3 separate regions of the Homo sapiens genome follow, and regions 2 and 3 are each linked to region 1. Evidence: read pairs that join two places in POLR2A ChIA-PET (ENCODE). Cell type or tissue: GM12878. All regions are shown on one strand. Each heading gives the region's core, and the rest is flanking DNA. Links, peaks and the distances in the headings are about the cores only. Region 1 overlaps REV3L (REV3 like, DNA directed polymerase zeta catalytic subunit). Region 2 overlaps REV3L (REV3 like, DNA directed polymerase zeta catalytic subunit). Region 3 overlaps TRAF3IP2 (TRAF3 interacting protein 2).

Region 1 (11,048 bases), core at 5,661-10,660:
AATTAAAATCAGTAAGTTAAAGGATTAACATTTTTCCCTAAATATTTTTTAAGGAGTTCTGCTAACAAGTGGAGAACTTATTTTAGTAACTCTTATTTTGCTGGAATACCCAGCAGAAGTAGTTTCATAGAACAATAAAATAACCAAAGCCAAACTAAGAAGTGGCTTTTGATGAGCAACAGGAGAGAATATGGATAATTAGGGCCTGGATAATTTGAAACTATCCCCACCGGCTGGTAATGAAACAGCTGCTCTATAAGGCAAGGTCTCATTCAGCATTAATATGATTATGCTGTCTGTATGAACATTTTAAAGAACTGGATAAGATTAAATGCTGTTCAAAGATTACTTATAAGCTATTTAATGATCAGAAGCATTATCTCCTATTGCTCTGTTGGACTGTAAAGAGATCAGAGGTCTTGAAGCAAGTGCTCTTAGCATGATCACACTGTGACTCTACGTCCCCAATATGGAAAAAATTTCACTGTAAGAAATTTGAATAGTGCCTACATTCTAGAAGAATTTCAATAAGCCATGCAAAAAAGATGTTACATAAATAACTGAAACCTGAAAAATATCACAGCAAGCAGGAAGCATGCAAGCTGGTGTTAATAACTTACATTATTAATAACGTGCCTTCAAATGCAGGCACATTATTTGCCAATCCATAAATAATAGGCTTGAGGAAGTCTGTGGACCCTCTGGAATCAAATGGAAAACTGTATTTGCCTATATGCACTTCTCTTAGAAGGTCAACATATTCTGGGGCCGAGTGGTAAGTTAACCATTCACAGTTCTGGCAATTGTCCTTCAAAAACAGTTTATTTTAAGATATACACTTAAATTCAGAGAGTTACAGCTATATTAGAGGAATTATTCACATTAAAAGTAGTTTCTTTAAATAAACTAGACTCCTGTGTACACAGTTAGTTTACAGATCACTATCTACTTGGCTTAGAGCTACCTGGAGGGAAGCCATAGGTATCTTCAGTTTGTGGCTCAGGACACAAACTGTCTCTTACGATCCTATCTGGTAAATCAGGATCTGTGTTAACTCTGATCATGAGATCGTAAGGACTGGAAAGGACTCAGACAGAACTCTGTTTTTAGAAAAGATTCCCTTAAGCCATTTTAAACACTGAAATGAAGATCTAGAGAGATGCAAAAGACAACTACAAAACCAAAAACCCATTACCTGTCAGTATCGCCATATACAACCCTAGCCCCCCATTTCTTGGTATCATTCACCAGTTTAATAGCTCGTTCCAAGGTCTCTCTGGCTTTGTGAACAATACTATCGCCAACCTGTTGGTACAAACACATTGGAAATAATTTCTTAACATAGCTCAGTATAAGTTAACAGACTTTAACATATAATACATTTAATTACTAAATATTTCCAGAAATGAAACGAGAAAAGAACGTAAAAAAGAAATCAAAATAGCCATCAGTATCATCATTCTTTCTACAAGTACTCAAGAAGAAACTGAGGTGAAGAATTTGAAAGAACCAATCAATATACAAACTTGTCTTTGAGTATAACAGTAAGTGGACTGCACTTGTTACAAGGTACTCAGCTACGTTGGATTCTTGGAAGAATAATCCTTCTTTATTCAAGAACTTTTTTTTTTTTTTTGAGGAGTCTCACTCTGTCACCCAGGCTAGAGTGCAGTGGCACAATCTTGGCTCACTGCAACCTCTGCCTCCTGGGTTCAAGCGATTCTCCTGCCTCAGCCTCCTGAGTAGCTGGGACTATAGGCGCACGCCACCACACCCAGAGAATTTTTGTATTTTTTAGTAGAGATGGGGTTTCACCATATTGGCCAGGCTAGTCTTGAACTCCTGATTTCGTGATCCACCCACCTCGGCCTCCCAAAGTACTGGGATTATAGGCGTGAGCCACCGTGCCCGACCTATTCAACTTTCTTATGTGCCCTTACAACTCATCAGGCAGAAAAGCACTCTTTGTGGGTGCATGAGTATATGTACGTGTATCTCTCAAAATTTTTCTGTTGAAGTGTTGATGATAATGTCTTTCAATATCATTAAAGTTAATGCTGAACTTCAATCTTGTCACTAGTTATACAAAGAAAAATGTATCTAATTATATGATGGGAAATATATTAAAACTGTTCAATTTAAATTAAATAGGTAGATATATATCTAGGAAGGTTTTACTCATTGGTGATTAGTGAATTTTAACAGTGACCACAGCATGAGTTTACAAAACAAAAAGATGCTGGGCCTTGACAAATATGAGAAGCATGCTAATGAGATTTTACAGTTAAGTAAATTAAGGAGACTATATAACAATGCTGTTTTATTTATTAAACTCATTAAAGCTAAGAGTGGGAAAAATTGCCATTCAACATAAAACATAAATGGAGCATTCCTTTTGCAATTTTAAAACGCAAACTGCACATTTTTTTTTGTTAAGAAGCAAACAATAGCAATAATCATCCTTCTCCCTTTACTGTAAAATTTGAATTACTAAATATAGGATTGAATAGTATTTAAAAGGCTATTTAAAATTGCATTACAAAGGACATATTAAGTACATGAACAAAGGAATAAATAATAAAACTAGTAGTAGAAACGAGTTGGGATTTATTTATTTATTTATTCTGATTTATTTACTTATTTTGAGACAGAGTCTCGTTCTGTCACCCAGGCTGGAGTGCAGTGGTGTGAGCTTGGCTCACTGCAACCTCTGCCTCCTGGGTTCAAGCAATTCTCGTGCTTCAGTCTCCCGAATAGCTGGGATTACAGGAGTGTGCCACCATGCCCAGCTATTTTTCGTATTTTTAGTAGACAGGGTTTTGCCATGATGGCCAGGCTGGTCTGGAACTCCTGGCCTCAAATGATCCACCCGCCTCAGCCTCCCAAAGTGTTGTAATTACAGGTGTAAGCCACCATGCCTGGCCTTAGGTTTTAAATTAAGATTATGAATTCTGCTGAGACCTCTAGTACATCAGAAAATCTTGAGAATGTAAACTGTAACTTAATACATTACAAAAATCATGTTATCTAATGGAAACTCAAATTGAATAAAATGTTCTGTTACCTACTGCCACTTTCAAACAAGGTCAACTTTTAAATATGTGAGGAAAAAGAGCTGCATAAGCAAGCCATTTTAGTGTCAAAGTCAAATATACTTCTGAGATGTATACTTACAAGTATATACTCGAACATATACATAGTGGTCTTAAATGTCTGCCTAATGCTCTTACTCTGGCGCATTTAAGTTATACCCCAAAGAGTCAGAACTCTGCAGTTACCCCTGAAGACCACATAATAAGAAGAATTCAGCAGCACTAGAGTGAGGGGGAGGCGGAAGAGGGAAGGAGAAGTAATTAAATTAACAGATTCTGCTACTTTGTGCCAAGGTTCCTAACCTGAAAAGCATTACTTCATTAAAGGGCTAAGAGAGGATTTAAAAGAGGAAAAGAAATGGTTTCACAATTTAGGCCATGATTGGGGATGCTCAAAAGTCTTTTTTTTTTTTTGAGATGGAGTCTCACTCTGTCGCCCAGGCTGGAGTACAGTGGCGCAATCTCGGCTCACTGCAACCTCTACCTCCCGGGTTCACGCCATTCTCCTGCCTCAGCCTCCCAAGTAGCTGGGACTACAGGCACCCGCCACTACGCCCGGCTAATTTTTTGTATTTTTAGTAAAGACGGGGTTTCACCGCATTAGCCAGGATGGTCTTGGTCTCCTGACCTCGTGATCCACCCGCCTTGGCCTCCCAAAGTGCTGGGATTACAGGCGTGAGCCACTGCACCTGGCCTCAAAAGTCTTAATAAAAACAAATGTTTTAAGTAAAAATTAATTCCCTGAAAAGACATAAAAAGGAAGAAATAAAGTTCAGACAATTTTTTAAAAGGCACAAATATACCTTTATCATAAATATGAATGACCAATAATTTAGTAGAAAACTGTCAACATATAAAAATTTTAATTTATGAAGTAAGTCCAACTGAGACAGAGACATTAACCTCCACTATTAGCTACTTTATTCTCCATATTCTCTTCATAGGAATTTTTGCTTACCAAGTCTTGTCTTTCTCTATGATGGTACTGAGACAGAGACATTAACCTACAACTATTAGCTACATTTATTTATTCTCCATATTCTCCTTATATGCTTACAAAGTCTCATCTTTCTCTATGATAGTCCAGATCTAGTACTTTTTTGATTGTGTGTTCTCTGAAGGAAAGCAGGAGACCACAGTCAGTAATCCATTTGCCTCCCGCTTTTAAAAGCTTTTAATTATTCTGGATACATAACTGTTGTATATATACGTATATGCGGTACATATGATGTACACAGGCAGACAATGTGTAATGATCAAATCAGGGTAACTGGGATATCCATCACCTCAAGCATTTATCATTTATTTGTGTTAGACATTTCAATTCCATTCTTTTAGTTATTTAAAAATATACAATAAGTTGCTGTTCACTATAGTTACTGTGCTACTAAATACTATATTTTATTCATTCTAATTGTATTTTTGTACTCATTAATCATTTCTACTTTATCTCCCTCCCTCCCCACCTCATTGCCTCTGGCAACCATCATTCTACTCTCTATCTCCATGAGTTCCTTTATTTTTTTTAGTTTCCATAAGAGTGAGAATGTGTGATATTTGTCTTTCTCTGTCTGGCTTATTTCACTTAGCATAATGTCCTTCAGTTCCATCCATGTTTTGCAAATGACGGGATTTTATTCTTTTTTAGGGCTGATTACTGGACAAATGGGATCACATAAAGCTAAAAAGCTTCTGCACAGTAAAGGAAATAATCAACAAAGTGAAGAGACAACCCATAGAATGGGAGAAATTATTTGCAAACTACCCATCTAACATGGGATTAATAACCAGAATATGTAAGGAACTCAAACAACTCAGTAGGAAAAAAACAAATAATTCGATTAAAAATGCACAAAAGGTCTGAATAGACATTTCTCAAAAGATGACATACAAATGACTAACATTACTAATTAGAGAAATGCAAATCAAAATTATAATGAGATATCTTCTCACCCCAGCTAAAATGGCTTTTATCCAAAAAACAGGCAATAATGAATGCTGGCAAGGATGTGGAGAAAGGGGAACCCACTGTAGTGGGAATGTAAATTAGTAGAGCCACTATGTAGAACAATATAGGATGCTGCAAAAATCTAAAAATAGAACTGCCATATGATCCAGATATCCCACTGCTGGGTATATACCCCCCCCAAAAAAAAAAATGGAAATCGGTACATTGAATTGATATCTGCACTCCCATATTTATTGTAGCACTATTCACAATAGCCAAGATATGGAAACAACCTAAGTGTCCATCAACGAGTGAATGGATAAAGGAAATGCCATATTATGTGTACAATGGAATATCATACAGCCATAAAAAAGAATGAAGCCATCTGCCCTTTAAAAAAAAAAAAAGTGGCTGATATCTTCCATTTTTACTCTATTGGTGCTAACTTTTCACTTATTCATGAGAGGCTCTTTCTGTGATGTTAGCTGCTTTTTCCACTCATGATTTCACCTAGAAGTTAACATTGTACTGTTGCGAAGTTAGCATATGATGAGGGGTCAAATGCATGCTTGCAGTCATTAATCTGAGGATAGCTGAGAAGACCAGGGTCAAGGAAGCAGGTACTGCTTGGCAGTCTGAGTTCACCGTGCAAAGCAGCAACGTACTCCCTGGTGAAACCCTATTCCTAAACTTCCACTGCTAGTTCAAAAATCCTACCAAATTCTGGTTATTCTAAAGTTACAGTATTTACATATTTTAAAAATAGTATAATTTCTGCATTATTACTAAAATACATTAATAAACACTTTTAAAACCGAGAGGCAGGGAAGAAATTAGGGAAATGTGGAAATGGCCCCTAAGAAAGGATTTGGGACAAGCATGGTCGCTCACACCTGTAATCCCTGCCAAGGCAGGAGAATCACTTGAGCCCAGGAATTCAAGACCAGCCTGGGCAGCAGGGCGAAACCCCATCTCTACAAAAAATAGAAAACTTAACTGGGCATAGAGGTAAGCACCTGTAGTCCCAGCTACTTGGAGGCAGAGGTGGGAGGATTGCTTGAGCCTGGGAGGTCGAGGCTGCAGTGAGCCGTGGTTAAGCCACTGCACTCTAGCCTGGGTGATAAAGCAAGACGCTGTTTCAAAAAAAAAAAAAAAAGGATAGCTTTTGGTTTTACATTAGTAATATCATTTCCATTTTTTTTTTCCTGCTAGATCATATAGATCAGTGGTTTTCAAATGTATTAATATGAACCCCCAGGACTGACAAAGTATTTTTTATCTTACCTAAAAGTATACAAATATAAACCTAGATACAAACTTTTATTGCTTACAGCCTTTACAGTGCAACTATAAAAAAATTTATCCAGCACAAAATCATATTACTGTACCAAAATATTCAAGTTAACAATATTAAGTTTCCACTATAGATGGTATTTTGCTGCTTTCAATGTGAATATGCCACTACTGCCTTGCTCATGTTTTTGGAGTTCATTTTGCCTACTGTGAGCTGTGTGAAGACTTTATGCTTTCCCTGCTTTTCTCTTACTGAACTAATGCAAATATGATATACCACAATGTTCTCTGACCTTCATTTGGCATGAAAAGATCACAATATAACAAGTTACTCTGTTCTTTTCTCACTCACTAGTATATTATTTATATTACCCTGTCACACTATATTGTATTTGTATCAAATAAACACCTTAACTTAGTAAATATGAAATTAAGTCATTCTATGAAAAATGTCTTTCAACTGTCACTATCATTGCAAAAAAGGTTGTGCTTTATATCTACTGGTATACTAGTAAATATGGAATGACTGTTGTTTATTCTGACTTAAAAAATTTTTTTAGTTTTTAATTTTGTGTATTAATAGAGGCAAGGGCTCACTATGTTGCTTAGGCTAGTCTTGAACTCTTGGGCTCAAGCAATCCTCCCACCTCAGCCTCCTGAGTTGGGATCACAAGTGTGAGACACCACACCTGGCTAATTGTGACATTTGGACAAGCCAACATAACTATAATCAGATCTCTTGTCAATACATAAAATGAATTATGCAGTACCAAGGCTGTTGTAAAAACTGCTACAAAGGTGGCACTGAAATTTTATGCTAATAGAAAGTTACAGTATAGTTATGAAGATCATGCAGAAATAGGTGTATGCTAATTTCTAAAATTATCATTGGAATAAAGACACAGAGGTATCTTATAGAGAAAAGTCACAGATCCCCAAGAATATATATATATTTAGGCTTGGCATGAGAAAAACTGATGTTATGTCATAGAAATGAAATGGTTTAAAGTTTTAAAACAAAATGAAATGCTTGAATGAACAGGCATTCATTTAATGCTGCTTTAGTCTCTTTTTTTTGAGACAGGGTCTCGTTCTGTTACCCAGGGTGGAATGCAGTGGTGCAATCATGGCTCACTGCAACCTTGACTTCCTGGGCTCTAGTGATCCTCCCATCTCAGCTTCCCAAGTAACTGGGACCACAGGCACATAACACTATGCCCGGCTAGTTTTTGCATTTTTGGTTAGAGATGGGATTTCACCATGTTGCCCAGGCTGGTCTCAAACTCCTGAGCTCAAGTAATCCACATGCCTTGGCCTCCCAAAGTGTTGGGGTTACAGGTGTGAGCCACTTTTTTGAGACCAAGTCTCATTCTGTCGCCCAGGCTGGAGTGCAATGGCGCGATCTTGGCTCACTGCAACCTCTGCCTCCTGGGTTCAAGCAATTATCCTGCCTCGGCCTCTTGAGTAACTGGGATTACAGGTGCCCACCACCACACCTAGCTTATTTTTGTGTTTTTAGTAGAGATGGGGTTTCACCCTGTTGACCACGCTGGTCGCGACTCCTGACCTCATGTGATCCGCCTGCCTTGGCCTCCCAAAGTGTTGGGATTACAGGCGTGAGCCACCATGCCTGGCCTTTTTTTTTTTTTTTTCTTTTAAAAAAGAGATGAGGTCTCACTATGTTGTCCAGGCAGGATTCAACTCTGGGCTGAAGACCCCCGCACCACATCTTAGCTTCCAAAGTAACTGGGAATACAGGTGAGTGCCACCGTGCCTCACTGTATTTTAGTCTCTTTTGAAAAAACTACAGATTTGTATCACTTACCTCAATGCATGGCATTCTCCCAGAAAAATTAGCAGATGTATAGCCAAATGTGACATTTGCTATCAGCTTAAGTCCCAACTGACGCGCATCAAGCATTCGTGACAGGGCTCTGTCTTGCTTGTAAGCCTTCATTGACTGCTTCACCATAAATCTAGTCTTCAAAATTTCTTCAAGCATTCTTGGTAGTACACCTTTTCTTACTGAAGGCTATCATAAAGAAAAAAAATGTTTAAAACCCCTCAAACATTATAGATTTACATAATTAAGAAGGAAGCATAAAACATAATAATGGCCAACTGTCAGGAATTGAAACATGCTAACAACAGAGTGACCATAGTATTAGTGGCCGTCAATATAAAATCATCACATTTTATTTCTTGGAAGAGGATTTCTCCTAAATGGTTCCTGCAATGTTTATAAATCTAACAGAGCACTTCTATGTGAGTTCAGAGACCTCCAGGGAGGAGGATGTCAACTAGTGCATAAGTGACCATACAACAACTTCAGAGGGAAATTTTGTTCGAAACTTTGACAGAAACCCCCATTCTTTCAAAATGACACATGGGACTTGTATCACTCATAACCAACTCAGTTTTTAAAGATCTCATCCTAATGACCCCACACAGAAATCTGCATGGAACTCCATTTATCTACCTTGGAAGAATGATGAGCTGGGTTGACTCTGCTGACATTCAAACCTGCAGTTCCAGGGACTCTAGGTATTTCAAATCTGATGCTTAGACCACTAAGCCATCCCCTCCGGCCTACATTTATTAGCAATCTGGAAGAGGGGATGAATAGTGAGGTGATAAAATTTGTTGATGCCAAAAAAAAAATCATTTGTATTCATCAAGACTAGGGAGAATTTATGAGAACTCCAGTAGGAATGAAAACCACAAAACAGTATTAACTTTGATGATGATTCACAGACACGTGCAAGGTAATGCATGTCAGACCTAACAATTAAAATCTCAGGTATAGGATATTCACACACCTGAATATTTAAAAAATCTTATTTTCATTAAGCTTTACACACTGGGTCCAAAAGTAGATGCAAGTTTAAAAAAAAGCTGTTAAAGGGAGATAATAAGCTGCTAGATATGCGACAATGGAACATATTCTAACCTCTAATTCATTTGGTGTACATTTTGAAGCAGCCATAATGTTTTAAGACATAAGATAAAAAGAACAGGGACCAAATTCGCAGAAATGTGACTGGAAAACTGATTTTTATATAGAGACCCATTTAATAAAAAAAAATCTGTTTCCATTTCTCCAAGTAGATCTCATCTACATCAGTCCTTAGAAATACTACATTTTAAAATTTTCCAAAAAGAAACATACCATGAACTCTTTGGTTAAAATTTTCTTCATCTACATGGCTAATTTTAGTTTAGTATTCCCTCTTACTGGTAGAGAATGATGCCACTTTTGATATAGTACACCAGAATGAATTTGAGGGCTGGTGGGGTCCACTCTACCATCAACCACTCTACTGTCTCATGATTCTAGTACAGACTCACTGCTAAGAAAATAGAAAAGAAAGGAATAAAGTTGGCATTTAAGAGGCAATATAATCTTCTTTTAAGATGTCTCTTATTTGTCTTTAATTTGTAAAGTTTTCCTCTGTCTCTTTTGAGGGGAGATACAGGAGAGAAAAAAGGGACCCTATTTTTAGTTTGGATATCTTCTGAAAAATATAAACAATAAGCCTATTAGAGTATCATTAATTCTAAGATAGTCTTAATTTAAAATAATGTAGAAGAACAACTAGTAGCATCTACACATTAAAACAATTTAAATCTTTGTAGGTAATATATTTTGACCATTAAGTTGCCATTTAAGTCTGCCTGATTCTAATAAAGGGCAGAAAGTATAAGCATACGTTTATTTCTTTCAATATTTCGTTAACTAAAATTTAACAATTTAAAGATTTAAAACCTAAATTCAAGAAAAACAAGGTGACTGGTTTGTTCCTGAAGTGATTTCTTAGAAGATTCTCATATCTTTGACTTTTTGAGATAAAATATTCAAGCAAACTCGGTGTTTTTGTTTTCTATTATGTGCCAACAATATCTAAACCATTATCAGCTCTCCAAAAGTTAAGCCATAGTTGTTATCTTTCATTTACAAGAGAGTATTACCTTGACAAAAGCTACTCCATTGGGGGACACTGTGATATCATGCCTAACTTGGTAAAGTAAATCTGGAGGTACTCTCAGAGAGGTACAGCCAAATTTGAACTCATCATACCTGTTAAGAAAGAGAACATTAAGCAAATACTTCCTCAAATCATAGAACAGAGATTTTACGCAATTTAAAAAATCTTTCTAACTCCATTAGAAATTCATTTTCAAACATCTAAACAAGAATTCATGTACTTAGTAATATGTTTATTTGCCTCATTACCAAAATAGTTTTTCAAATATTCATAATTTATTACAAGAAACATTTCTTAAATGGCACTATCCTAAAATTTATGGGTAAAATCTATACTGAAATACCAAATTTCAACTCAACATCTGATCATCTTATTTATTTTATTATTATTATTTTTTGAGATGGAGTCTCGCTCTGTCACCCAGGCTGGAGTGCAGTGGCGCGATCTCGGCTCACTGCAAGCTCCGCCTCCCGGGTTCATGCCATTCTCCTGCCTCAGCCTCCCGAGTAGCTGGGACTACAGGTGCCTGCCACCATACCCGGCTAATTTTTTGCATTTTTAGTAGAGACAGGGTTTCCTCATGTTAGCCAGGATGGTCTCGATCTCCTAACCTCATGATCTGCCCGCCTTGGCCTCCCAAAGTGCTGGGATTACAGGTGTGAGCCACCACGTCCAGCCCAATCATCTTATACTAAATTACTTAAATAAAAATTTATTTTAACATCCTTG
Region 2 (11,048 bases), core at 2,985-7,984, 140 kb after region 1:
TAGTTGCAAGAGTTATCACACTCAGGGAAGTCCAAAGCTGTTAACGGTATAAGTACCAGTATTTACAATTCATTCACAGTCCTCCTCTGGTCCTTATGCAATTCAGTAATCATGAGTCATTATTACCATAAGCAATGGTGCTCGGTTATACAACTGATATTCTACCTTATCAAGCTTCCAAGTGAACAAAGCTAGGAAGTTAAGCCAAGGCCAAAACTGTCCGAAGAGAAGAAAGGTTAATGTTACAACAAATAAAGAGATTCAATTTAGAATGGCACTAAGCTAAACAACTATTAATATATTTCACTGAATCCAAGATGCTAGTGATTATGACATAATTAATTTTTGTACTAAGAAAAGTGCTGTTAAGTAAATATGGTGCACTACTGATTGTAAGACATATCCTAATTACTGAGATGCACAAGGAGGGAAAATATACTTCTTAGAATTGATGAAATACAGAATAATCCTTCTCTAAATTTTTCACTAAAATATTTAAGACATACAGTAAATTTTCACTTAACTTTGTTGATAGGTTCTTGGAAACCTAAACTTTAAGAAAAACTTTGTAGCAGATCTCCAAATGACATTTTGTTCAACTTCATTTTATTATAACAATGAGAAAAAAACGGTTTCATTATATGTGATTTCACTTAAAGTCACAATTTCCAAGAACCTGTCATGGACATTAAGCAAGGACTTACTGTGTAACTCTTTTCTCTACCTTGGGGACACGGTCTGCTCCAACAGAAACCAGTCCCCTACTAAAAATTTTCTAAGACATGTAATACCTCTGTTCATCTACTCTAAAAACAACCAATATCAACATAATTGACGCAGCATAGCTGTCTTCATCCTGGCATGTTAAAAAGCATCCAAAATCTAAATAAATGAATTAGCTCCCATCACTGATTAAATCACTAAAAGTCCTAAGGGCCTTTACAACCTGGAGGCTTGCATGCAATGTTCTGGTAAAATAAATAAATAAATAACAAAAATTTAAAAAAAAAAACTGTTTCAGGTTATCCATAAATATGTTAGTTCCCATATACCAGCGAACTGTGCAAGGAGAAAAGTGGAAAAAACCTTAAACCTCAATCCAGTAGAGGTACACTAAGTGAATGTTTTCATCTAAGTGGGTTGTATACGATCATTAGTTCTTTATGCTAGGGAAGGCAAATCTATCTTTTTATAAGCAGAAAATAAATATGATTAAAGTGAACTTGCCATACCCTACCTACTGGCAAACACTAGGCTTGGAAAAATAGCCCTTGTTCATAGATAGGTATGTATGGAATGGGACCTAAACAAACATTCAGCAGCATAGATAAAACATCTTCTTAAAAATGCCAAAGAAAAGAATCTGTGATAATTTATATTTAGAAACAGAAAAAATGTAAAAAGTATATGCTGTGTGTTCTCAACAACATACATATAGGAAGAAATAAAAAGACAGACTTATATGCAGTCTAAGATATAAATGGAACTCTTAAGAGATAAGAAAAAAGAAATGAATAGAAACAACAATTTAAAAAACTACATTTTGGTACATACACTTTTAAAAATGAGTTCTGTTATCTATGTTTTCCAAAAAGGAAAACAGGGCCGGGCATGGTTGCTCACGCCTGTAATCCTTGCACTTTGGGAGGCCTAGACAGGTGGACTTCCTGAGCTCAGGAGTTCAAGACCAGCCTGGGCAACATGGTGAAACCCCATCTCTACTAAAATACAAAAAACTAGCTGGACATGGCAGCGTGCGCCTATAGTCCCAGCTACTTGGGAGGCTGAGGCAGAAGAATTGCTTGAACCTGGGAGACGGAGGCTGCAGTGAGCCACGATCGCACCACTGCACTCCAGCCTGGGTGACAGAGCAAGACTCCATCTCAAAAAAAAGGAAAACACATAAAACGGTCTATGCTGCAAAAGTCACACACTAAAGGAAAGGGTAAAATAAAGTTATTTTTATTTGTTTTTTTTTTTTTTTTGAGATGGAGTTTCTCTCTTGTTGTGCTGGAGTGCAATGGTGCGATCTCAGCTCACTGCAACCTCTGCCTCCCGGGTTCAAGTGATTCTCCTGGCTCAGCCCCCTGAGTAGCCAGGATTACAGGCATGCACCATCACGCCCAGCTAATTTTTGTACTTTTAGTAGAGACGGGGTTTTGCCATGTTGGCTAGGCTGGTCTCAAACTTCTGACCTCAGGTGATCCACCTGCCTCAGCCTCCCAAAGTGCTGTGATTACAGGCATGAGCCACAGCACCCAGCCAAGTTATTGTAAAAATATAAAATTACAAGAGTGAAAAACAAAATCAAACCTCAATTATAGCAAATTTTGTTGGCTGAGCGCAGTGGCTCACACCTATAATCCCAGCACTTTGGGAGGCTGAGGCAGGCGGATCACTTGAGGTCAGGAGTTTGAGACAAGCCAGACCAACATGGTGAAACCCCATCTCTTCTAAAAATTCAAAGTTAGCTGGGCATGGTGGTACGCGCCTGTAATCTCAGTTACTCGGGAGGCTAAGGCAGGAGAATCGCTTGAACCAGGGAGGCGGAGGTTGCAGTGAGCTGAGATCGCGCCCGAGCACTCTAGCCTGGGCAACAAAGCGAGATTCCGACTCAAAAACAAAAACCAAAAAAAAAAAAAAAAAAAAACTTTGTTTAAAATCTTCAGATGGGTTTAAAACTGAACTGACATAAAAAGATTAAAAATAGTGATGAAAAACGATTTATACAATATATCGCAGAAATAGTCAAACTGAAAGGAAATAGGAATAATAATTTTGACACAGGACAAAAAGATTTTAAGAAATGAATTAGTCTTTTTATATTGCTAAAAAGATCTCTACAGTGCTACTCAAATGCCATCTATGAACTAGCTGTTTGCTACAGCTATGCAACAAGACAAGAACAAAGCTCGAAACTTAGCATTTAGAAACTCTTACAGCAGTCTGAGAGGGAAATTCTATACCTGTTAAATAAAATAATTTTTAAAAATGGAGGTTATATTACTATTTTGTCAAGTTATTCTCATTTCATTTCATTTTTCTAGTAATTCATTTTTAATGTATTTTAAAGAAGTATTGGGAAAAAAACCTGATTCTTCACCACAAATAATTTGAAAAGCACTGTGATAAAAGACTTATCGGTCATGAAGCTGGGATGTGCCAAACAACACATCAAAATATACAAATTTAAAACAATTACAGATGCAAGGCAAAAATGAAGGACAAATGTTTATTTGGGAAGCAAACCCATTCCATGACACATTAGATTTTTTTTAAAAAAAGCACATAGAGGAATTTTAAAATGTCACGTTTTCTCTAAGAAGTCACTGATTATAAATGTCCTATCAGTTTAATACCAGCTTTTCAGGAGGGAAAATTACTGTATTAAATGTACATACTGTGAGACACATTACAAACTCGGAAATGTTAAAATTGGGCCAGGCGAGGTGGCTCATGCCTGTAATCTCAGCACTTTGAGGGGCTGAGATGGGCAGATCACCTGAAGTCAGGAGTTCAAGACCAGCCTGGCCAACATGGCGAAACCCCATCTCTATGAAACATACAAAAATTAGACAGGTATGGTGTGGTGGCACATGCTTGTAATCCCAGCTACTTGGGAGACTGAAGCACGAGAATCACTTGAACCCAGGAGATGGAGGTTGCAGTGAGCCGAGATCGCACCACAGCACTCTAGCCTGGGCGACACAGTGAGACTCTGTCTCAAAAAATAAAATAAAATTAGAAAAAAGAAATTTTAAATTGTTTAAAAAGGATTAACCAAGAAAATAACAGTAAGTCAATAATTTGGTATTAAATGAAAAACTTCCTTTCAATTTTCAGTGAAACATGTATAAAGATGTTAGTAATAAAGCAGACGCTAAAGAATACATCAATAACTTTGAAAAACTAAAAACTATGTAAAGCATGGTAAAAAACTGGCTTTCTGCCATGCCCCACTAATCACTTAAGGATTCCTATTTGTTTTTGATGCTGCTGGGTAAAATTATATAAGAAGAAAGGGTTCGACAACTTTAAAATGTTTAAAATTATATTAAATTACTCAAAACATATAAAATGTCCAGCCTCGCAGTTTTCTAATACCTTTTTATACAAAAGTCAAGGGAAAAGGTCAAAGTACTTCATGTCAGATGTGGCATAGGAGGTCACAGATGTCTCTGCCACCTTCTTCCTGGCTTCCCACAATCTCAGAAAAAATCTAGGATATTATTTGGGCAGTAGGTAGCATTACTGCATTCTCAAAAGAGTCTACATTCTGTGTGTTTTTCTTCTGTGTGGTCCACTGCTAATGGCTAGCCTAATCTAGCCATCCTAACATACCCATGTGGTTGATTAGGTTAAGGTTGGCTGAACAGATTGAAAATTATATAGCTGGCCCTCCATATCTGTGGGTTCCACATCTGTGGATTCAACCAACCACAGATCAAAAATATTCAGGGAAAGAGTTGCATCTGTACTGAATGCGTACAAACTTTTTTCCTTGTTATTACTACCTTAAATAATACAGTATCACAACTATTACATAGCATTTACAATGTATTAGGTGTAAGTGATAATTTGAAGTACTATATAGGAGAATATGCTTAGGTTATTTTATGCAAATACTACACCATTTTATATAAGTGATTTGAGCATCTGTGGATTTTTATATCCTCAGGGATTCCTGCAACGAATCCCTCACAGATACTAAGGGATGGATACAGAGGGAAGACTGTACGTAAGAGTAGAGCATTGCTAGAAGCACTACCATGATCTATGCATGTTTTATACACATCACACACACAAACACACACACAATGAAATTAACGAGACTCAAAGCAACATTATTAACAATTTCTTCTAAGTTACACAGAGTATTTTCCATCTATACTATACAATCTCATCATCTAAAAACAGCCCTCCAGAGGTTATGATCCTACTCCTTGGACTGCCCGGTCAAAACGACTGATGTCATAATAAAACCAAACCTAGAAGAGGAAAAAATAAATCAAAGACAGGATCCTTTTGAAGTTTTTCATTTTAACTATCCAGAGTTTTAAAAAGTTCTCTACAAAAGATTTGATAATGCCAGGATCTTTTCCTTCCATTCCCATGCCTAATACTTAAACCTAACTTCATCTAAATGTGATTTAAAAGCCTAATTCAGATATAAAGATTATTTATGAAATGAAAAAAAGATACTACTTAAATAAAAAGTAATCTACCATAAGAACTAACGGAGGAAAACATTTGGAACTCAATTTACAGATGGAGATGAACTTTACTAATATATGAAGGCTCTTTGGAATCAGTAAGGAAAAGACCAAGAGTCTCAACAGGAAAATGGGTAAAAGATAAACAGTACGCTGAGAAGGAAATACCATAAGGGCCTCTCAAGCATATGAAAAAACACTCAATCTCACTCATAATAAAAGGAATGCAAATTAAAACTACACTGAGATCCATTTTATGTCTATTAGATTGGCAATGATCAAAACATTTGAGAACATAATCTTGATGAAGACATGGAAAAAGTCTCCTATTGCTGGTGGGAGTACAGATCAAAACAACCTCTGTATTAGTTTTTCTCATTTGAAGAAATCCTTGTAAGATGTTTAAAAATGTAGCATGTAAGATAATATTTAGCCTGGTGTGGGCTGTTGGTCATTCTCAAAAAATTGTTAAAAGTTTTCTACTTTTATAGAATTCTGTTTACATAATGAAGCAGACAGGTAGGCCACTTTTAAAAACTTGGATGACTGGTCGGGCGTAGTGGCTCATGCCTGTAATCTCAGCACTTTGGGAGGGCTGAGGCGGGTGAATCATTTGAGGTCAGGAGTTTGAAACCAGCCTGGCCAAAATGGTGAAACCCTGTCTCTACTAAAAATACAAAAAATTAGCTGGGTGGGGTGGTGCATGCCTGTAATCCCAGCTACTCAGGAGGCTGAGGTGGGAGAATAGCCTGAACCCAGGAGGTGAAGGTGGCAGTGAGCCAAGATCACACCATTGCACTCCAGCCTGGGCAACAGAGCGAGACTGTTTCAAACAACAACAAAAAACAAAACAAAACAAAACAAACCTGGATGATTAACACAGTAGTCTTGCTCTATCTGCTGCTCACCTCTTGATACCTTATTGTGCACTTAATGGGTGCTCAATAAATATTTGTTGAGTTGAATGAAACTAAGAATAATGCTGAAGGATGACAAAAATGGAATAAAAACAAGAACAATGAATTAACTAAATTTATCTGAACTGTTGAATAAATTGCTTACATAAACACTACTTCAAGAAAGGAGCAATGCCACGCTAGTTAGTGCATGTTTCCTGAAAAATGAGTTAGCCAGCAACAGTTGGATAATAGATTGTTGTAGTAATGGCCCCCTAATTAGCCCCACTCAGTTAGGAAACCCCTCCCATACCAACTCTGGAATTGGCCATGTTGATCTGCTTTGGCCTATGGACAACAGAAAATATACGAGGCTTGCTGTCACTAGTTACTTCTGTAAACCCTACTACTGCCTCCAGGTGAAAGAGCCACGCCTAGCCTGCGGGAGACACATGGCCCCCATCACCCAAGCAAACAACCAGTACGGATTATCCAGACATAGCTATCCTAGACCAACCAGCTCCCAGCTGACCCATCAGCTGACTGCAGCCACATCCGCAAGGCCAGACATAAGCTGCAGCAGAATTGCTTAATTGAGCCCAGCCCAGAATTAGGCTAACAAATGCCTATTGTTTCACAGCACTATGTTTTGGGGAGATTTATCATACAACAAAAGCTGATCCAAGTAGAGAGGGGAATAGGTGGTCAAAGAAGATTTTTCCCTTACCTGTTCTGCTTTTCAAATTTCACAATGAGAATATATCCACATACTATTTAATTACACTGAACTTATAAAAATTTTATATCAGATTGATATTAAAATCTTACTATCACCTTGTAAACACAAATACATTAATTCAGTCCAAATAGGAGCATGAATTTGAGAGGAGACATTAATATTGCTTCAGAAAAAAAAAATGGGTTAAGAGTACCAGGGTTTACTATCTCTCACACACACACACACACACACACACACACACACACACAAATGTGAATAAGAATATATTCACGGTCACTGTCACATCTCAATAATGGCTATTATCAAATTCTGGAAGTGTTAGAAGACACTCATCTCAAATTCTGCTTCACTGTTTCTTCTGTTTAAGTGGGTAATGGCCTAATACATGTTTTCTCATTTAATCCTCACATGGTATGAGGTAAACATTATGCTGCATCACTTTAGGCAAAGTTAATTAACCTCTCTATGCCTCATTTCCTCAACTGTAAAATGGGGATAACAGTCCTATTTTATAGAACTGTTGTGAAGATTACATCGCTTATAACAGGGCACACAGTCCTTAATAAACGGTTTACCACCTCGTTTAGTAAAATGACGTAAAATTAAGGTCTTTTAACTATAATAACATGGCTTCTATTTTCAAAACACTAAGCATTATCAACTAAGGTGTGAGACATCATAATTAATTTGGATATCTTTCTAATGACCTCATTAAAAAATTAAAAGACATGCCGGGGTGTGGTGATGGCTCACGCCTGTAATCCCGGCACTTTGGGAGGCCAAGGTGAGCAGATCACCTGAGGTCAGGAGTTCGAAACCAGCCTGGCCAACATGGTGAAATTCCATCTCTACTAAAAATACAAAAAGTAGCCGGGTGTGGTGGCACGTGGCTGTAATTCCAGCTACTTGGGAGGCTGAGGCAGGAGAATCATTTGAACTCGGGAGGTGGAGGTTGCACGGAGCCAAGATTGTGCCACTACACTCCAGCCTGGGCAACAGAGTGAGACTCTGTCTCAAAAAAATAAATAAATAAAAATAAATAAGTAAAAGACAATGTTATTAAACAAAACCTAGGAATGTATGTAGAAAATATATGGTGATGAGAGGTGAAGCTCTGGGCAATAATAAATCATTTAGTCCACATTCCACAATCCTAAGTACGTTTAAAATACAAAGGCTTCCATTTTTGTGTGTGTTACAAATTCACAAGAGAGCAATAAATCCTACTGACATGTCACCTTTACTGTGACATCTAGCATACATACTTTCAACATGTTCTATCACCTTTTTTTTTTTAAGGCACTAGTGATGGCTTTGGAAAATAAGGTTCTTTTCAGGTCCTGATGGACCACTTATAAAACATAGCCAAATTTTTAAAAAGTGTTTTAAACAGGCAATTACCTAGACTGTAGATATGTCACTAACGAAATGTAAAAAATCTCATACCACAATGTGCAGATGTTTTAGTTTCTCCTAATGTGAGGAATACCTGCTACAAAAATTCCATGTTTCATTTCAATTCAAACATTTTAAAGAGTACTCAGTATATGAGGTAATGTAGCAGATTCTGGAGATAAGACAGGTAAAGAAAGTAACATTTATGTTACTATGTATGCCAGACATTAGCTGGTTATCTTATTCAATCATAATAATGCTATGCTGTAGAAATTATTAAAACTCACTTTACAGAGGAGGAAATTAAGGCTAACATAAGTATAATAACTTGCTCGGGGTCTCTCAGCAACAGAAGGCAGTGGGGTTGAGAAGTATGAGGTGGGGCCCATGAAGGTAGTGCCACATGACTATTCTTAGAGACAAACACAATATCCATTGTAACAGATCCTTTTTTAACAGCAATGTGGAAGGGGATGAAGACTTGGAAAACCAAGGAGATAATCTTTGGGAATGGGCAAAGGAGTCACAGAAGGCTTTAAAGAGGTTGATATTTAAGTTGTTAGTTAAGGGTGAGTAGGATTTACCAACTTCAATGCCAAGGCTCACCCCCACCCCCCTCACCCCCAATATATTAACCAAAATAAATTACTTACTTGAAATTGAGAAAAACAATTTTGAGAGAAATCTTCCTCAGATATATTATTCCATAGTTTTAAAACAAATAATATGATGACAGTTTAATTTTTAGGTTGCTTTTATGTGGCTTGTCTTGGGTTTTATTCTGAAATGAAATTTAGATTAGTCATTTTCTTGTTCTGAGAAACTGCGAGTATGCCAACATGTTTTAACTTTACATTTTTCACATATCAACATGTATTCTTATTTACAAAGTCTTTCATTTCACCATCTCAAACAAAACCTAATTTAGTATATAAATTACTTTGAAGTATAAATATATATGCAAAATAATATATTTCTTTTAATTCTTGTTATACTTCTTTGTAATCGTAATAAATGGAAGAAAAATAGTATTCTTGTGAACTGTTATATATTACACAAGGCATTTTTGAGGTAACACTCTTTTATTATTTGAATTGTTTATATAGTAGTAATGCTCTCTGAACCCAAAGAAAATTAAATAACTGCCCCAAAGTAAATTGAGCTCAAATTCTTAGTATTTCCCAAAACTATCATCTAAAAAAATAGAATTGGCCAAAAAAGAAAAAAAAAAACCACGAAATTTTCCATTGACAATTACTACTCATTTTTCTCAGAATTTACTTTGCTAGGCTTGTATTCAATTTCTGCTACAGAAAACAGTCCAGTTTACCAATGCTAATTAAACAACAAAGTATTTTTCATTTATAAAATGAAATATTTAAAAACCCACAGAGAGCTGGAAGAAACACAAGATCATCTGGAAAACTTAGAAGGAACGACAGAAAACACACACACACACCAAACAAAAACACCAAAAAGGTTAAATAGGCTGTCATTAAGAGGGTCTTACTTTTACTTATAATTTGTTTTGGTCTCAAAATCCACATCATGTTTGGACAGTAGACTGAGTTATTTCTAATTGCCTAAGACACTCATTCCTGCCTTATCTGTATCTACATGGAAATTACAAGTTAACACAATTTCACCCAAAGTTTACTGTTCCTTAACTCCCATTATTTCCTCTTATTATCACTATGATGTTAAAATGGCAGCCAGATACCAGAGTGACATACCTCATACCATGGCCCATTTCTTACTTTATAAGTAAGTTCAAACTATTTCTTTGAAATATCCAGCACCAATGACAACATCCTCTAAAACCTACTTTAACCCAACCTATTTAGACTTGAATCATTTTTCACTTAGATTTTTTTTTTTTTTTAAAGAGACGGGGTCTTGCCATGTTGCCCAGACTGGTCTCAAAATCCTGGGCTCAGGCAATCTTCCTGCCTCTGCTTCCCAAAGTGCTGGGATTATAGGTGCCTGGCCCTAGATTATCTTTAATTGCGTGAATTCTAATCCAATCAAAAGCAAGATGAGAGAAAATGTAATTATAGTACCAGAGGAACTTGAAAGGTCTCATATATTCCCTCCTCCCTTTTTTGGAAATAGCATACATACGATTTTAGTATCAATTTTTATTTATGTTTGCCCTAAACTCCTTTTGCTATAATCTTTTGTTTTCTTAAAGATACAGCCCAAGTCATCATAAAACGAATCCTACTATAATCTATTCTAGATTATAGAATATTAATAATATTATTATATAAGAAGATTCTAAGCACTATTAGATACAGTAGGGTCTCAAAGATTTCTGAACTACATATGTGCAGTTCTTTTAATAATTCCTCTGAGGTTCTGTATTTTTGTCTTTCAATTATCATCAATGCCTTCCTCCAATATTCCCTCATGTTTCGGGGGGAGAGGGGGTCAGTGTGAGGTGATGAGAGCTGAAGAGTCAAGATCCAAGATCCCCAATTTTCAAATCCAGCCTCACACCAACCAACTGTAGGACACTGGACAAATCCCTGAGCCTGCTATGTAGATTTCAGTTTTCTTCATACAAAATGAGTACATTTGACTAGAATGATGCTTCTCAACCCTTTTAACATTGCAAACAAAACTTGTCAGCAAAAAAAAATTTAGCACACTGGACAACAGGAGGGCATTTGGAGGCATCTACACAGTGCCTGGTGAAAAAAAATTATCATATTTTCTAATTACAGAAGAAAAAATGTAAAGTGTTATGGTAGATATTTTTTGACACATGTAATGCTGAAAATTTTAATATGAATTTCAAAACCA
Region 3 (11,048 bases), core at 3,750-8,749, 250 kb after region 1:
GGGGTGCTCTAAGAGCTTATGCCTACGTTGTATGCTGTCCTCAGGGCACAGCTCCTCAGGCCCAAAATGCCAGTGGGTCTGTCCAAGGGAGTGCAGACTGCTCAGCGTGAATGGAAATCAGAGCGACAGAGGAGAGCACTGGCAGGCTCAGACAAGCCTAAGGAAATCCACCACCCAGAATCCGCGAGCCCTTAAGATCAGGCATGACTAGTTTCTTAGAGACACTTGGCACTGTGCCCAAGGAATACTCTCCCAGCAGGCAAAGAAGCTAAAACTTGCTAAGGGACCACCCAGCAGTGTCTTCTTTTGATCTCCTGATGCTCTCTGCTGCCCTGAAATCTCGCTCTTCTGACAATAGCAAGTGGGAGGAGAGTGAGAAACTGGTTCCCCGCTCCCTTCTTCCCCGCAATCCACTCACTTTTGCAGAAAGGCCAGCAAGTTTGGAGTAGACCAAAGCACAGCTCAGATATGTTAGTAAAAAAACACTTCAGCAGCTTGAAGAAGAGACACTGCCTCTGGGCAGTCCAACATCACAGACTCCATCACTCATCCCTGGGTCAGCTTAGAGCAGCAGACAGTACAGTTTGGATAAGCTTTACCCAGTCAGGATGAACCAGTGTTTTCTCAGGCTAAAGTCTTGGGGAAATTGTCTGACTAGCATTTTAATGTGAAAGCTGAATAATTACTTTGTGTTGGCTTTTAGTCTGGAATGGACCACTTAAATCTCAGGAAGCCCTTGGGGCAGAAGATGGAGAAGAAAGGGGGGCTGGAGAGAAAATACGAGTCTGTATCTACACTGAGGTTTTTTGAAACACACCTCCCAAATGGAAGTGTGTATAATGGTCATATTAACTCACTTAAGCAGCCAGATATATAGATGGCACTCAATTTTCTTCTGAACACCTAACATTCACCCAATTGTTACGTATTTGAGGACTTCCTTTATAGATTATGGTAAGATATATATGATCTATAGATTGATATCAGGACTATAATGTATGTGGGGCAGCATCTGTTCTCCAGAAATGCTCAAAATTAAAATGATTAAGATCTTAAGAAAGTGTTCAGAAATAAAATGTTTTGAATGAAAACAGCAATGAATCATTGTCATAGAGAGCTTTCAGAGTTGTCAATGACTAAACAGCACAGATCCCCCAAAAGGAATTAGCAGATGCAAAAGGCTTTGTTTCAGGTTTGGTTCAAAGAGGTTCCCAGATTTGGAAAATGCATATTAGAATTACCTGAGCTTCTCTAGCAAGCACATCATATAATAATTTCACAAGTAGTGGCTGTTTTCTTAAGATTTCTGGAAATTACTGTCCTGACTGACCTTAATATGAGAACATTTTGGTGATATTTCAACATTTCTGGTTCTGGCAGCAAAATGTGGAAAAAGAATCATCACCTTACGCTTAGTTGAATGTTTCTTTAAATAAAAGGCTTAGTTTGCATTTGGTTGTGATGCAGTATGGAGAATGTGAGACCGTTTTTTCCAAACAAGATTGCTCATTCCTACAGGAAATGACCTCATTCTTGATGGCTGCTGCTAACTTATGGTGAGATGCTGGGTCCCTGCCCAATACCACATGGACATCCAATCAATTTACCCAGGGACAAGTCCACTCAAGAGCATCATTTAGAAGAGGGAAAAGGCACTGGGGTTATTTGTTTTTGGAGTATGTGCTTAAGGAAATCTAGAGGTAAGCAGTTTTTGAGTGTTACTAGTGGTGTCAGAATCACTAAAAACATTCATACAAAATGCTGGTTACTTTTTAAGCAAAAAGCAAAAAAGTGCATTTTATTTTACTGTGTACATGAGAAATAGCTGAGGTTATGAGGCCAGGTACAGTGGCTCACGCCTGTAATCCTAGCACTTTGGGAGGCCAAGGCGGGTGGATCACTCGAATCCAGCAGTTTGAGACCAGCCTGGGCAACATGGCAAAACCCCGTCTCTAGTAAAAGTATAAGCAAATTAGCTGGTTGTGGTGGTATGCACCTGTAACCCCAGCTATTTGGGAGGCTGAGGTGGGAGAATCACCTGACCCCAGGAGGTTGAGGCTGCAGTTAGCCATGATCACACCACCGCACTCCCGCCTAGGCAACAGGAGTGAGACCCTGTCTTAAAAAAAAGGAAAATCTTCGAGATTAGGGACGAGTGATCATCCAGCCATCACAAAGTATAAGACCTCACAAGAAGAAGGAGTGGCCGGGTGCGGTGGCTCACATCTGTAATCCCAGCACTGTGGGAGGCCGAGGCAGGTGGATCACGAGGTGAAGAGATCGAGACCATCCTGGCCAACATGGGGAAACCCCGTCTCTACTAAAAATACAAAAAATTAGCTGGGTGTGGTAGTGGGCACCTGTAGTCCCAGCTACTCGGGAGGCTGAGGCAGGAGAATGGGGTGAACCTGGGAGGCGGAGCTTGCAGTGAGCTGAGATCGCACCACTGCACTCCAGCCTGGGCAACAGAGCGAGACTCCGTCTCAAAAAAAAAAAAAAAAAAAAAGAGGAAGGAGAGAACAATGTTGCAAACAACTTACGCAATTCTTCTGGCAAATTGCTTGTTTTTAGAGTTCCTCTGGCTGGAGGGTTGCTAGGGGGTCTAGGCACAGCAGCTGGGGACGGAGGCTGGGGAACCTGTGGTCTCAGCTCTGCAGGGCACTCCAAGGACTCCCCAGGAGCACCAGCTCTATTAGGTGGCTGGTGATGTGGCTGGTCCCTAGAAAGGAATACATTTACAGTCAATTTTCATTCTTTACAAAGGCAAACCTTCAGGGACAGAAAGACTTTTAGAACTATGGGAAGATCCCAGTGGGCTCTCTCTCCTCTGCCTCTATTTCTTAACTGAGACAGAAGGAAGAGGGGAGCTCCATGGAGTTGTAGTCAATAAGCGTTTCAGCTGGCTGCCACATGTGAGGGCCTGTGCTCTGACTCCAAAGAGGGAAGCAGGATTTGATTTCTCTATTCAAGATTTGTTTAATTGGAAAAACAAGTCTCATGCACAGGGCAGACAAGGTCACCAACAAAACAAAGTAGTATGACAGGTGACACAGATGGTTGATGTTATAGGCATTCAGATAAAAAGACATGACTTTTAGCTCATAATAGGTAACATTTAATTATGTATCAAAAGGTAAAGAGGGCCATGTAGATTTAGAAGTATTTGTACTGTTGACATATAAATGGAAATCTGATTTTGAAGACCCTTTAAAGAAGTTGCTACCATATTAGATAGCATCTTTATTATTTTCGTTGCCAGTATTCCCACGAGCATTCTGCTGAGATGAACAATCAGATGACCTCGTGTGAGATTTGGAGGAGAGAAGGAAATGGAGAGCATGCGTCTGCCGCTTCTGTGGTTTCTGTCGGTAAGCACAGTGATGAGGTGCTGAGTTTTCCCCAGAAGGCCTCCCAGTGTCCTATTACCAGCTTCACAAGCGTCGAGGGCAGGGCATGGGCATCTATTGTTCACCAGTGGAGATCTATCTGGCACAGAACCGATCCAACCATTGCAGTGGTCACAGCGGTGTTGGCTTTCTGATTCTCAACCTTCCTGACCGCCAGAGGAGACAGCCTCTTTGGTGGCCCTGTTCTGTGGTATTGTGCTAACCGGTGGTGGGACTAAAACTGTCTCTATAATGTTTTATTTCTTAAAAAAAAATTCTGAAGCAAATGTGACAATATGTTAACATTCTTAAAATCTGGGTAGTGGGAACATGGATGTTGTTATTTGTGGTGTGTTTGAAATTGTGTCATATTATAAATTTTAAAAAAATGTTTTGACTACAAAATCTCTATGTATATGCCCAGTTTTTGTAGATTGTTGCTTACGCTTTTCATATTTTTACCCAAGGAGTAATCAGGAATTCTAAAAGTCTTATGTAACAGGATTTAAAATAAAATTACACAGAATCTCAACTGTACTATATTTTGAAAATATGAATGATTAAGATTATTTTTTATATTTTTATTAATATAGAGAAAATAATTTCTATAAAATATGCTTTCAGCTAATGGGGGATCCCATTCCATATTTTTTTCTTTTTCTTTTTTTTTTTTATTTCTCCAAGAAAAACTCATTCCAGTTCTTTTGCATTAAATTCTCTTATACCAAAAAAATTGTTTCAAAAGTTGCTTAGTTGTTATAGAAGATGATTGCTTATATGATAAAGAAATGTTAAGGCCTTGATAATATTCAAAAGCTTCTGTATAAAAACAATACCATGGAAATTAATGACAGAGTAAACTTTCTGAATTAAAGTTCTCTTTCAAACTATGAGTAAGAGGAGAATTAGCTGGCTTCTTTTTTCTTTTTTTTGAGGCAGGGTCTTGCTCTGTCACCCAGGCTCAATCACAGCTCACTGCAGCCTTGACCTCCTGGGCTCAGGTGATTTTCCCACCTTAGCCTCCTGAGTAGCTGGGACCACAGGCATGAGCCACCACACCTGGCTAATTTTTGTATTATTTTGGTAGAGATGGGATTTCGCCATGTTGCCCAAGCTGGTCACAAACTTCCTGCCTTGGCCTCCCAAAGTGCTGGGATTACAGGCATGAGCCACTATGCCCAACCTCAGTTGGATGGGTTTGTGTGTATGTGTGTGTGTGTTTTGTTTGTTTTTTAGTTTTTGAGACAGAGTCTCACTCTGTCACCCAGGCTGGAGTGCAGTGGCACAATCACGGCTCACTGCAGCCATGACCTCTTGTGCTCAGGCAGTTCTCCTGCCTCAGCCTCCTTAGTAGCTGGAACCACAGGTATGTGCCACCACACCCGGCTAATTTTTGTATTTTTTTGTAGAGATGGGTTTTCGCTATGTTGCCCAGGCTGGTCTCAAATTCCTGGGCTCAAACAATCCACCCACCTCTGCCTCCCAAAGTGCTGGGATTACAGGTGTGAGCCACCAAGCCCAGCCTAGCTCCTCTACCTGAACTTATTTTTCATTATCCTAAAGTGATAAAATAGATCAAGAAGATCAGAACAGGCTTAAATTGATGCTATAAAACCAATTACTCTGTATTATCTTTGCAACTCTTTTGTAAGTCTAAAATTGTTTGAAAATAAAAGTTTATTTTAAAAATTACTATTCTCTTTCCTATTCAACACAAAACTTATTTCATAAAGATGCTTACATTTTGTTTATTTCCCTGGAATTTTAGATATTTCTTCTGTTAGAGTGCCTATCCTGCTATAAAATCACATTTTACCTAATTCCATTGTTTAAACTCCATGTATTTATGGTTTAGAAAAATAAGGGATCTGGCCCAGCACGGTGGCTAACACCCGTAATCCCAGCACTTTGGGAGGCTGATGTGGGTGGATCACTTGAGGCCAGGAGTTTGAAACCAGCCTGGGCAACAAAGTGAGACCCCTTCTCTGCAAAAAATAAAAAAATTAGCTGGGTGTGGTAGCGGGCGTCTGTAGTTCCAGCTACTCTTGGGAGGCTGAGGTTGGAAGATGGCTTGAGTGCAGGAGGCGAAGGTTTCAGTGAGTCGAGATCTCGCCACTGCACTCCACCCTAAGTGACAGAGTCAGATCCTGTCCCAAAAGAAAGAGAGAAAAAAAGAGATCTGTCTTGAAAGAAAATATGAGGGTTTGTGGGCTTCTGAGCAAAAGAGAAAGCAGGCATGTGCCTCTTCACCATTGTTAATAAAGTGGGCTTTTTTTCTTTCCATGAAATGTTCAAACTAATTACCGCTTTCTGTATTTCTGAAAAATCCACTCTAATAGGAACTTCATATTTTACTCTATGCTGTAAAAACAGAATCTAGTTTTACAGTGGTATATAAAAGTTGCTTTTGAGCAAAAGTAAACATTTAATCTACTTTCTTCCAAATATTGTCATAAATGAGGAAGCTCCATTTACATGAGTTTTACCTATATATTTTAGATCCATAAATTAAGAGAAAAGGAAAGTCCAAAGAGAATAAGGGAAAAAAAATGATTAAAGAGGCAGGGCACAGTGGCTCATGCCTGCAATCCCAGCACTTTGGGAGGCCGAGGCGGGCAGATCACAAGGTCATGAGTTCGAGACTAGCCTGGCCTATATGGTGAAACCCCGTGTCTACTAAAAATACAAAAATTAGCTAGACGTGATGGCGCGCAGCTACCCAGGAGGCTAAGGCAGGAGAATAGCTTGAACCCAGGAGGCGGAGGTTGCAGTGAGCCAAGATCATACCACTGCACTCCAGCCTGGACGACAGAGCAAGGCTCCATCTCAAAAAAAAAAAAAAAAAAAAAAAAGATTGAAGAGTTAGACAACTGAAGTCATGAAAATACGGAGTTAAGCATAGGAGAGACCTAATAATGGTACTCAACATGTATGAATGTTTTTATTACAAAAGAAAATAATAGGCCAGGCACAGTGGCTCATGCCTGTAATACCAGCACTTTGGAAGGCCAAGGTGGGTGGATCACTTGAGCCCAGGAGTTCAAGACCAGCTGGGCAACATAGGGAGATCCCTTCACTACAAAATATACAAAAGTTAGCTGGGCATGGTGGCGCATGCTTCTAGTCCCAGCTACTTAGGAGGCTGAGGTGGGAGGATCGCTTGAACCTGTAAGGTAGAGGTTGCAGTGAGTCAAGTTTGCACCACTGCACTCCAGCCTGGGTGACAGAGCAAAACCCTGTCTCAAAAAAAGAAAAGAACAGGTAATTTTAAATTTTGATGGAAAATTAATTGAATTTAACATTTTAAAGTAAGAAATAGGCTTAAACAGGAACAGACACTAGACATATAAAGAGTTGGCTAACAGTGGAAGTCAGTCGTAGTAAAATCAAAAATCTATTTTGTGGACTAAAAATTCAGATGATCTGAAAATAAAAGAAAGGGGTGTGACTTGGAGAACATCTGAAGAGCCTTTCCTTCAAGAGAATTTCGACTAGTCACTAGTGGCTTTCTATGTCTGATAAAGAGATCCTTGTCAACCAGCTTCCGTTTCCTCCTGACCTGAAAAGTCTATATTGGGCATTCCACTATGTGACTTGCTCACTAACGTGGGTTAGCAAACCTATAGAGAATTCTGTTACATCTTCATTGCATTGGCATAATTCCTTTCCATGTTAAAAATGCCTGAAGGTTGGGCCTGTCATACTTACTGGTGCCTTGGAAGCCCCGGAAAGGAGCAGTCTCTCTGTGCGGGCCTCTCTTCGTGGTCCCAGGGGCTGGGATAATTCAGGATAACCTTCTGCACAGGGTGCAGGCCTCTCACACTGGCTCCAGGCAGGGGCTGCCCAGGCAGAGCCGGCTGGATCACTTGCTGGTAGGCTGCTCGAGGGTAGTCATGGCCATCTGTAGGTGAAGACAACAAAGACAACAGGGAACATCAACTCTAGCTCCTTCGTGTGAAAGGAGTCATAAGCTCCATGCTCATTTGTGTCTTGATCCCAGCTGAGGGGTCCAGATATCTGTTACCACCTCTGTGATGTTTGCCGTATTTCTCTACTGTTAATTACTTGAGTGTTTTCACGAAATTCACTTTTTTTTGTCCTAAATAAAAACATCTGCGAAATCACCAGTTTGGTATTCCAGCTGGAGAGCTCAAAAAACTTTTCAAAAAACTCTACACAGGCTCCTCTTTTCGTAAGATACTTAGGAAAATCCAACCATGAAGAACCTCTTTCACACCACCATTCCTACCACAATTTCCTTCATGTCCCGAACCCAAGGCTAGGAAAAATTATCTGTATGATAGATATAGAATCACTGCTCTGTATTTTCCTCCCCCAAGTGGACATACACGTGCATGTGCACACACACGTGCGCGCACACACACACCCCACTCTCCTCTTAAGAAGAGGTAAATGAATGAAAACTTGGCTCATCCTCCTGGGAACTAGCCAACCAACTGGCAATACCCTCCAACTCCCTTGGTCCTCTCCTGCTACAGCCTACGTGCACTTGGAGCCAGGGCTGCTTGAAGAGGGCTGGGCTCAGAGCAAAGCCAGAGCTGGCAGTGACTTATGTGAATGTGCAACCTGGGAGAAAGTGGGTCCCAGCCAGGACCAGGAGCAGGAGGGTCCCCAGGGAAGGGCAGCCTGCTGCTGCCAGAGTTAAGCATAGGAGAGACCTAATGCTTAATCACGCAAAAGAATAGAACTAAAAGCCCAGAGGAGAGATGCAGGGAACCAAGTAAGGGTGAGAGGGAAGGGCTCTGAGGGAATGGCCCAGGCCCAAAGGGGGTAAGGTGTTGGGAAATACGAGAGATGCAAGAGGACTGAAGTGAGCCACATGGTAGCCCTGCAAGATGAGCAATGAGCACCTCCTAGTGATCCAAGCACTGCCCCTCCTACCCACATAAGCAGTAAGACGATCCAGGAGGAGGCGTAACTAGTTAGGACAAGAAGGAAGGTGTTTTGTTTTGTTTTTTAAAAATCCTCATTGATCTTAAAATTATTTTGATTCTTTTAAGATCAACCCTCATTGATCTTAAAATTATTTTGCTGATTATAAATGTAATAATCAAGTTTGCCTGCCATGTAGATAGGATACATATATGGATGTACAGCAAAATAAAACTGGCAAGTAAACAAAAAAGTGACTGATAGGTTGAAACCAAAATGAGAAGCTGAGAATGTGGATAAAAATTGATTCTTAAGGCCAGGCGTGGTGGCTCACACCTGTAATCCCAGCACTTTGGGTGGCCGAGGCAGACAGATCACCTGAGTTCAGGAGTTCGAGACCAGCCTGGCCAACATGGTAAAACCCCATCTCTACTACAAATACAAAAATTAGCTGGGTGTGATGGCGCGCACCTGTAACCCCAGCTACTCAGGAAGCTGAGGCAGGAGAAACCCTTGAACTTGGGAGGCAGAGGCTGCAGTGAGCTGAGATTGTGCCATTGAACTCCAGCCTGGGCAACAGGGCAAGACTCCGTCTCAAAAACAAAAAAAAGAACTGTATTCTTAGCTTGGCAAAGCAGTCAGGAGCCATCTACGTTTTCAAAGGAACATTCAGGGGAATGATGGCCTCAAGTACAGAACAAGAGATAAATAATGTGCACGTTCACTAGTGTGGCCTCCTCCAGGTTCCCAGTGCCTAGACTCAGGAAACTGTTTGGGTGACCTGGCGATGTGCCCAAGCTAGTCTCTCAAGTGTGGTCAGATTCCCTGGACTCAATCTATTATTGTCTCCTTTGACCCATGTCACCACCTGGGTCCTTCCAGTCATGCTTCTTCTGGCAAAAGTGACCATGCCCCTCCATCCCAGACTGTCTCCTGGCAGGACCCCATGACCCTTGCCCTGATATTGCTTAGGCCTGGTCATGACAAGTAGTAGGGGTTTAAAGAGGGGGAGGAGGAGAAACAGATCTGCCTAGATCTATCCCTGCACCTGGATGACAAAGGAGACTGGGACTTGAAGGGACTGTTCTCAGAATGGAAGACAGGCCCACAGAGACTCCTATGGTCTAGGACAAGGTCTACTGCACAGGCTTCACCTTGGCAGCCTTCTCAGGGCAGGGCGGATATATTCCAGGGGGTCCAGATCACCAGTTGCAGTTTCAGGGCAACAGAGCAAGTCACTACTGCTCCTTTCCCTCAGTTTAAAAAATAGCAAAAAATGCCACTGCTATCAGGTCCCCAGGTAGGGGCCAGCCCTGCTTTTCAATGAGCCTTGCATGAGCAGACCCTTTACAAACCCAGCTGTAGCTAGAACCGTCTTGGTGGACTGCACTTACAATCCACCCTGCTAGATCAGGTTCCCGCCCCTGTAGATCTTGCCTCCCACTACACTCTCACTGGCCCACTAAGCTCTGGCTTCATTTTGAATATCCCAAACTTGTCCTCTCCTTTGGGATCCTGAGTTTGCCACCCTCTTTGTCCAGAATGTTTTTGCCCTAGATTTTCACAGACTGACTTCTTGCCATTCAGAGCTCAGCCCAAATATCACCTGTCCAAAGAGTCCTGCCTCTTCACCCAGTTACTTTATCCCATTCCCTATTTTGCTTTCTTCGTAGTTCCTATCATGGGTTTGCATAAGTAAGCATGACTTTTACCTGTCAACTTCTTGCCTGCCTTCCCTACTAGAATATAAGCTCTGTGAAAGCATGGACTGTGTCCTCTTACCACCATGTCTCCAAGGATAGTACTGGCACCCAGGGGATGCTCAATAGATGAATGAATGAAGGCTCAATAGTTACAAAGCCAACTTACAGAAAAAGAGAAGCCATTTAGGACTGCACAATCTATTAATACTTTCTAGGGCACAGGTCTCCTAGACCAGGGGCTCCCAACTCCCAGGCCACAGGCTGGTATCAGTCCATTGCCTGTTAGGAACCAGGCCACACAGTAGGAGGTAAACAGTGGGTGAGTAAGTGAAGCTCTGTCTGTATTTACAACCACTCCCCATCACTTGCATTACCGCCTGAGCTCTGCCTCCTGTCAGATCAGCAGCAGATTCTCACAGGAGTGCAAACCCTATTGTGAACTGCGCACATGAGGGATCTAGGCTGCACGCTCCTTATGAGAATCCAAGGCCTGATGATCTGTCACTGTCTTCCATCACCCCCAGATCTAGCTGCAGGAAAACAAGCTCAGGGCTCCCACTGATTCTACATTATAATGAGTTGTATAATTATTTCATTATATATTACAATGTAACAATAATAGAAATAAAGTGCACAATAAATGTAATGCACTTGAATCATCCCCAAACCATCCCCATCCCCAGTCCATGGAAAAATTGTCTTCCATGAAACTGGTCCCTAGTGCCAAAAAAGTTGGGGACCACTGCCCTAGACTGTCTTAATTCTCTTCTGCTGTCCATTTGTTTTGGGGGTTTTTTGGTTTAATCGGTGTCTCCCTCCAGAAGTAGGAAGGAGAAACACAAGGTAAAAGAGGAGAAACTTTGCCAGTGGCCTTAAAAGCCTTTATGAGGAAAAAGCTGAAAGTATCTTGAGAAGTTTTTAATGTTTGAAGCCATTTTTCTTCCTATATCCATTAATGAATGGCTAATATTGTTTTATTTGCTTTAAAAGGACTACCAAGCTCTAATCATAGGGTTTATTTCTTTTCCAGAAAGCGGATGTTGGTGCTGTTAATCAAAAGCCTTTG

Evidence for each region. ChIA-PET counts read pairs that join two places held together with the same protein. Peaks named below come from ENCODE experiments on the same cell type or tissue, not always from the same donor. Only the 100,000 strongest peaks of a DNase experiment are listed, where the experiment ranks them.
Region 2: POLR2A ChIA-PET joins it to region 1 with 9 read pairs; 2 of 35 experiments call an interaction of 5 or more read pairs at or near these places.
Region 3: POLR2A ChIA-PET joins it to region 1 with 6 read pairs; 2 of 35 experiments call an interaction of 5 or more read pairs at or near these places.

What each region holds. Positions count from the first base shown.
Region 1 is chr6:111,321,374-111,332,421 of GRCh38, forward strand. It overlaps REV3L (REV3 like, DNA directed polymerase zeta catalytic subunit), which reads right to left. Exons shown (of 32, transcript NM_001372078.1): 24 at 10,303-10,411; 25 at 8,159-8,365; 26 at 1,196-1,305. Among named protein-coding and RNA genes, the nearest start is that of SLC60A2, 68 kb to the left of the region's middle. In GM12878, for the core only: no CTCF peak of the experiment used is centred there; a DNase peak (open chromatin) is centred at 8,698; H3K27ac peaks cover 314 bases.
Region 2 is chr6:111,463,117-111,474,164 of GRCh38, forward strand. The region is part of intron 1 of REV3L (REV3 like, DNA directed polymerase zeta catalytic subunit); the gene reads right to left. Among named protein-coding and RNA genes, the nearest start is that of REV3L, 15 kb to the right of the region's middle. In GM12878, for the core only: no CTCF peak of the experiment used is centred there; no DNase peak of the experiment used is centred there.
Region 3 is chr6:111,573,103-111,584,150 of GRCh38, forward strand. TRAF3IP2 (TRAF3 interacting protein 2) reads right to left here. Exons shown (of 9, transcript NM_147686.4): 3 at 7,095-7,287; 4 at 2,541-2,719. It also overlaps TRAF3IP2-AS1. Among named protein-coding and RNA genes, the nearest start is that of TRAF3IP2, 27 kb to the right of the region's middle. In GM12878, for the core only: no CTCF peak of the experiment used is centred there; no DNase peak of the experiment used is centred there.